2 separate regions of the Homo sapiens genome follow, and region 1 is linked to region 2. The links are chromatin loops, found by intact Hi-C in ENCODE. Cell type or tissue: CD4-positive, alpha-beta T cell. All regions are shown on one strand. Links, peaks and the distances in the headings refer to the core of each region. The heading gives the core; the rest is flanking DNA.

Region 1 (2,925 bases), core at 112-2,611, 110 kb before region 2:
ACACATGTGGAAGACAAATCACTCCTTGTCCTTCCAAATATGCCATGAACTGCCTGATCAAAGGGAAATGAGAAAAGCCACTTTTCAAATGGGGCCCCAGGGGTCCCTGAACCAAACCAGTCTCTCTGGGGCCAGGAAGGACAGATCCCCAAATCTGCTCCAGTTCCCCAAGGTGCCTGCTGGACCCAGCACCTTTGCCCTCATCATCAATGAGAGGAAGCATCGATGTAATCCTTTATGCTTGGTGGGACTGTGGGAAATAATATCACAGACAAACACTGGACCCCCAGGAGGGGCCTTCTTCAGATGACAGGAAGGCAGACACAATTGCAAATACCTTGTGCCTGTGTCTTCTAAGACAAAACAGTTGGACTCTTTGGACACATGGCTGATCTTCTCTCCACACATAGGGTAAGAACAATTCTATTCCTTACCCCATGGCTACCAAAGTGATGGATTCCTAATGCTGGGCTGACTGTTTCATGCATCTTTATGAGTACCACGTGGGACTTCTCACTGAGTTTACGATGAAATGTGAATCCCTAAACTCGGATTTTGGGGCCTTCAGGAGCAGCTTCCTCATTCTCCATCTCTTGTGTTTCTAATTCCCTAAATTTTACATGCTCTTCCTTAAGTCCATTCCTTTGCAGTTAACTTTAAAAAATGATGATGATAGCAAAAATAACAATAATGATACTAATAATACAGTAAGCCCTAGCTGAGCTATAGTCATCCTTTCCACTCAACTGAACACATCTTTAGAGAGTCTTCTCTTTCATCATCAGATGTGTTAGGCAACCTACTTTGTGACCTCAGCTGATGCCTCTATATATTGTAATACTGTGTTTTATCAACTTGTCTATGATTCCTTGAGGCCAACCAAAGGCGATGTTCAAGCTCTTCTTTCCATCCCTAGCCACTAGCTCAGTATCAGGTGTTTAGGAGATGCAGAATGAATGTTTGCCAAATTAATATGCACATAAGTTAAATAGGACCCCAGTCGGTTATATGGGTTTAGTGAGTCACAAAGAAGAAAGTGGTGTGGGGACGGTTGGAGGGAACAGAACAGGAAGAAATAATACCTCCTTGAATCAACAGTGTCTACATCACCTCAGGTGAAAGGTGAGAGAGAGAGGCAGGCACTTCCTTCTTTAGAAGGATCAGAGGGAGCAGGAGGCTGAGAATGTGACCATTCACCCCACTGAATTAGACCTAGGGATGGTGACATGCCCGGCAGAAACTCCTGTGTGGGGCCAAGTCATCTTGGCCATGCAGGCAAAGACATGGTGAAGCAAGAATCTCTGTGGGAACATTTTGTAAAGAAGAGGCCATCGAGGATGTGGGGTTTTACAAACAACCTTCATCATTATGAGAACCGTTACCACTGTTACTACAGGAAACTGTGCACACAGTAAAAATGAGATGGCAAGCACAGGCTCTGTTGCAGAAGAAGAAATGGAGTACATTTCCTGATAGTAGAGTAAGAAAGAAAAAAAAAATTCTGAGCCACTATGACGCTGCCTAGTAAAACATAGTGAGAGACTCCTGTGTAATTTTAAATGTTCTGTTAGCCACATTTTAAAAAAATGTAAAATTAAACAGGTGAAATGAAGTTTAATGATGTATTTGACTTAACCCAATTCATTCAAAATATTATTTCAATCAGCAAACCACACAAAATTATCAATGAGACATTTTACTTTTTTATGGTATACTGAGTATGAGAACTTGAGTTTGTTTTCCACCCACAGCATATCTCAATTCAGGCTGGCCACAGTTCCAGTGCTCCATAGCATAGTGTGTTGGTCACTCTGTCCTGGAGGGCATAGGACGCTGAGCACTGTCTTTACATGGTCCCTGTATCTAGTGTGTAACTGACTTTGAGGAAATATGGACAAGGGCTTTTAATGACAAGAGGCAGACCTTGAGGTGGGCCACATGTCACAGATGTCACAGCCAAAAGACTTCTACTTTGGTGGTCCCAAGGCCAGCATAAGAGGTGCTGTGAGATCATAGAGGAGCCCCTTCCCTTCTTGATGAATGGTCTGCATCAACACCTACAAAATAATAGTTTGGACCAGATGATGATAGTCTCTTAAAAGTATCTGCATGCATCATCTCCAACCCGCACCACCACTCCAGAGCTAGAAGTCAGACTCAACATTCACACTGGCCCTCATATGTTGGGTATGACATTGAAGGTCACATTCACAACAAGCCACAGAGCCAAGATGGGAGCCTACACCTGTGAGTCAATTCACTGGCTTGTGGCAAATAGTTAAGGGCACTTTGCTTGTTATTCTAGGAAAAGATATTGGAACTCTGAATTGTGCGTATGCATAACAGATTTGATTTGCTCAATTGATATGAATGACTACATCACCAGGTAGATGACCTCTGTTCTGTGGTACCTCCTGCCTTCTCAATTAAAAACTTTGCAGGCTGCCTTTCATCTTACTTAGGTTGAAACAGAAGCACATTTCAAACGTAGTTTATTTCTTCCACCTCTTTCTTATACTCCGGTTGGTTTGGGCTCTTGAGCATTCATAGAGACAGCTCCCTGTCATTTTCTTCACATTTTCCAAAAAGAGGAAATGGGGAAAAATATCAAAACACCAGACAGGTTGTTATTGCAGCATCAGAAATCTCAGTGGGAGCTTTGTTAAGTCACTGTCCTCCACCAGGAAGCAGGAGTACACCTCTAAGGCATTCTGAAGCTACCCAGACATTCAGCCCATCCTCCCTCTCTCTACTCCACCCCAGGCAGATCATAAACACTTCTCCTGCCAGCCTTGGCCTGCTGATGTCAAGAAAAGCCCATGCACCAGGTCCTGTCCCAGTGCAGGACTGGGAAGAATAGCTTCAAGCATGGGCTCGCCTCCCACACTGATCTGGTTCAAGTCCCAGTTTCTCATGTAGCATGTG
Region 2 (2,925 bases), core at 220-2,719:
AAATACGCTTCTTATCTTCCTAGAAGATGAGGTTTCTCTCTTCTGAGTACTCATATTAGTTTTATAGGACGGTTGTAACAAATTATCACAAACTGGGTGGCTTAAAACAACAGAAATTCATTCTCTAATAGTTTTGGAGACCAGAAGTCCAAAATCAAGACTTCAATAAGGTCATATTCCCTCCAAAATCTCTAGGAAATAATCCTTCCTTGCCTCTTCCAGATTCCTGCATCTCCAAACATTTCTTGACTTCAGAAAGCATCACTATACTCTGCTTCTGGCTTCACGTGGCCATCTCTCTGCTTTGGTGTGTCTCAAATCTCCCTCTGCCTTTGTCTTATAAGGATACCTATTATTGACTTTAGGGCCCACCCTAAATACAGGATGTTCTCATCTCAAAATTCTTGATTACTTCTACAAGGACCCCATTTCAAAACAAGGTCAAATTCACAAGTTCTTTTTGGGGGCCACTATTCAACCCATTATAGTACACATTTAGGAATTGTCAGGCAGCATAGATGACTGGACTTCTTCAATGGGGTATTGCTCTTCTGGGAGGTATATATGACATTTAGGAAAGGGGAAAATTTCTTCAAGTCTTCCTCACTCACCCAATTAGGATGACTTAGATTTGTAAAATCTCAATCCATTTCTAAGACAGTACCAAGTGGCCTCTGGAACTTGGGAGAAAATTATTCCTTATCACTAGCCAGGCTCTCAGGATTCAGTTGTTCCAGTTTTTGATTAAAAAAAAAAAAGTCTTTCCTGAGCACCCATTATGCATCCTGGGCTAGAAACTGGGTTGACAAGGAGGTGGATGGGACAAGGCATTGGTCACTTTCTCCCAGCCATAAGCCCTCCTTTGGAGACCTGCTCTCTTCTGCCTTCTAGGGAAAAGTGAATTTAAGCAACACAGGTTTTGTCTCCCTGGCCTCAGCTGATTGGATCAGGAATGGATATCTGGCCATGTATCAGCCCCACAGTGAATTAGGAGATGAAGCCCCTGTTTTCTTGTTCACTGTGGAGCAGTCTTATTCACGATGTGCCCAGTGACAACTTGCAAAAAGGATGAGGCAGGTGCTTAAAGGGAAGAGATGCCACATATCTCCAAGGAAAACAAGCCTTCTCACTGCCTAGAACGCCCCATGATCTTTTTTGCAGTTAAGTTCCAAATGTCCTCAGGTTTCTGTCCTCTGCAGCCAGCTGATCTCTGGCTATGCCCTCAGTGAGGGAAAGGGACAGACCTCTGGCACAGCTAGGCAAATGGTGCAGTACTTGGTTTAATAAGGATGTGAGCAAAGTGCTACAGAAGTTGGGAAGAGGGTGGCAGACTGGCTCTGTAAGCAAAGAAAGTGTTGCCAAATAGGCAATACCCATTTGGAAAAATGAGTAGAAATTTTGGAGGCTGAATTTTATTAATTAGTGTGCTCATGAAGTAGTTCACACCTTGAATTCACATCTGGGCAATACCTGAGACCACTTCAGACCAGTTGAATAGAAGTTGTAAATTCCACATGTGTAGCTTTTTAATCCCCCCAGGTGATTCTGATGTACAGAGAAGGCTGAGAATCACTGACTTAATGAGTTACATAATAAACCCACTTCCTTCTAGAGCAGTTGCATCCTCAATTCTCTTTAGACTAATAGCTACAGTGTCATCATCCTGAAGCCAACCATGTGCCACGCAACTACATTCACAGCCCCCTAGTGCCCCACTGTGTGAAACATGCAGCAGGTGCTAAAGAAATATGTTTAGCTTTTACGCAGCACTAGCAGACATAGGCTTCTGATACTCATTGGGCTGCATCACTTGTTTTTGTCAACAGCTTCCTCTCCTTCATTGATGACATCAATGACTCCTAAAAATCATCCTGTACTTTATGTTTGCATCTGCCTATCTTCTGCCACTACATTAGTTCAGGCCTCTCACATGACATTTTTATTACGGATCTCTCTGCATCCAATGAGTCATTTTGTTATCATCATAATCATGATCATCATATACTCACATACCTCAAACAGATGCATGCACCCCACTATCTATCCATTATCTAGCCACCGAGTCATCCATCATCCACTTATCCATCCATCACCCAACCATTCACCCACTCACTTATCCATTCATCCATCCATTCCTCCACACACTCATCCATCCACCTGTTCATTCATTCATCCATCCCTCCATACACTCAACTACTCACCTGTCCATTTATTCATCCCTGTCTCCACACACTCTACCATACAACCCATCCCTTCATGGGTAGAGTGAGGGTTCAATTTAGAGGTAGAGATGAGGAGATGGAGGCTGGATTTAGGGAGGATGTGAAAGCACTCCAGCAGAGTTAATACCTAGTGGACATGTGAATGGTCAAGACAAGTGTGTCCACCTAAGAGTGGCTTCATAGTCACCCCTGGCAGAGGGAACAGACTGATCATCTGCCTGAGGAAGTGAAACAGAATGATCCATGCAGAGAACTTCCCAGGGGACCCATGCAGGCTTGGGTGTTGGGAGAGGGGGAGAGATGGTGTGCTGAGGGTCAGGAGGGAGGACCTTAGAACCTGGAATAAAGTGTTCAATTTATATGGAAGACTATGGAGATCGCAGGAGGATTTTATGCAGGGATGGGAGTGACATGAAGTGCATATCTCCAACCATGGAGAAGTCCCTCTCATCTTTTCCAGTTTCTGTGCATGGCCCTTGGCTTGTTTAGGAAGTTGGCTCTGGGTAGATGTGCCAACACAAAATTAGGGAGTACTAGAAACCACTCTCTCAAGGAATAAATAACTCCAAAAGTGTGAGCAGTCAGTTTAGAAAACCTCACCCTGCTGCCATCATTCCTGCCTTACAACCAGTTCCTGCCTTTCCCCACTATAACTAAGAAGGACTTTAGACAGATTTTATGCTGAAGATTCAACACTTGGCTT

The links. A loop is a pair of places that touch in the nucleus more often than their neighbours do. Peaks named below come from ENCODE experiments on the same cell type or tissue, not always from the same donor. Only the 100,000 strongest peaks of a DNase experiment are listed, where the experiment ranks them.
Region 1: a loop joins it to region 2, with 10 times the contacts of the local background. A loop is called at or near these places in 2 of 110 quality-filtered maps.

The regions. Positions count from the first base shown.
Region 1 is chr14:97,993,037-97,995,961 of GRCh38, forward strand. No RefSeq gene overlaps it. Among named protein-coding and RNA genes, the nearest start is that of LINC01550, 16 kb to the left of the region's middle. In CD4-positive, alpha-beta T cell, for the core only: no CTCF peak of the experiment used is centred there; DNase peaks (open chromatin) are centred at 1,175 and 1,415; H3K27ac peaks cover 2,500 bases.
Region 2 is chr14:98,102,222-98,105,146 of GRCh38, forward strand. All of the region lies in intron 1 of LOC105370655 (a long non-coding RNA gene), which reads right to left. The region is part of intron 3 of LOC105370653 (a long non-coding RNA gene); the gene reads left to right. Among named protein-coding and RNA genes, the nearest start is that of LINC02295, 32 kb to the right of the region's middle. In CD4-positive, alpha-beta T cell, for the core only: no CTCF peak of the experiment used is centred there; a DNase peak (open chromatin) is centred at 1,680.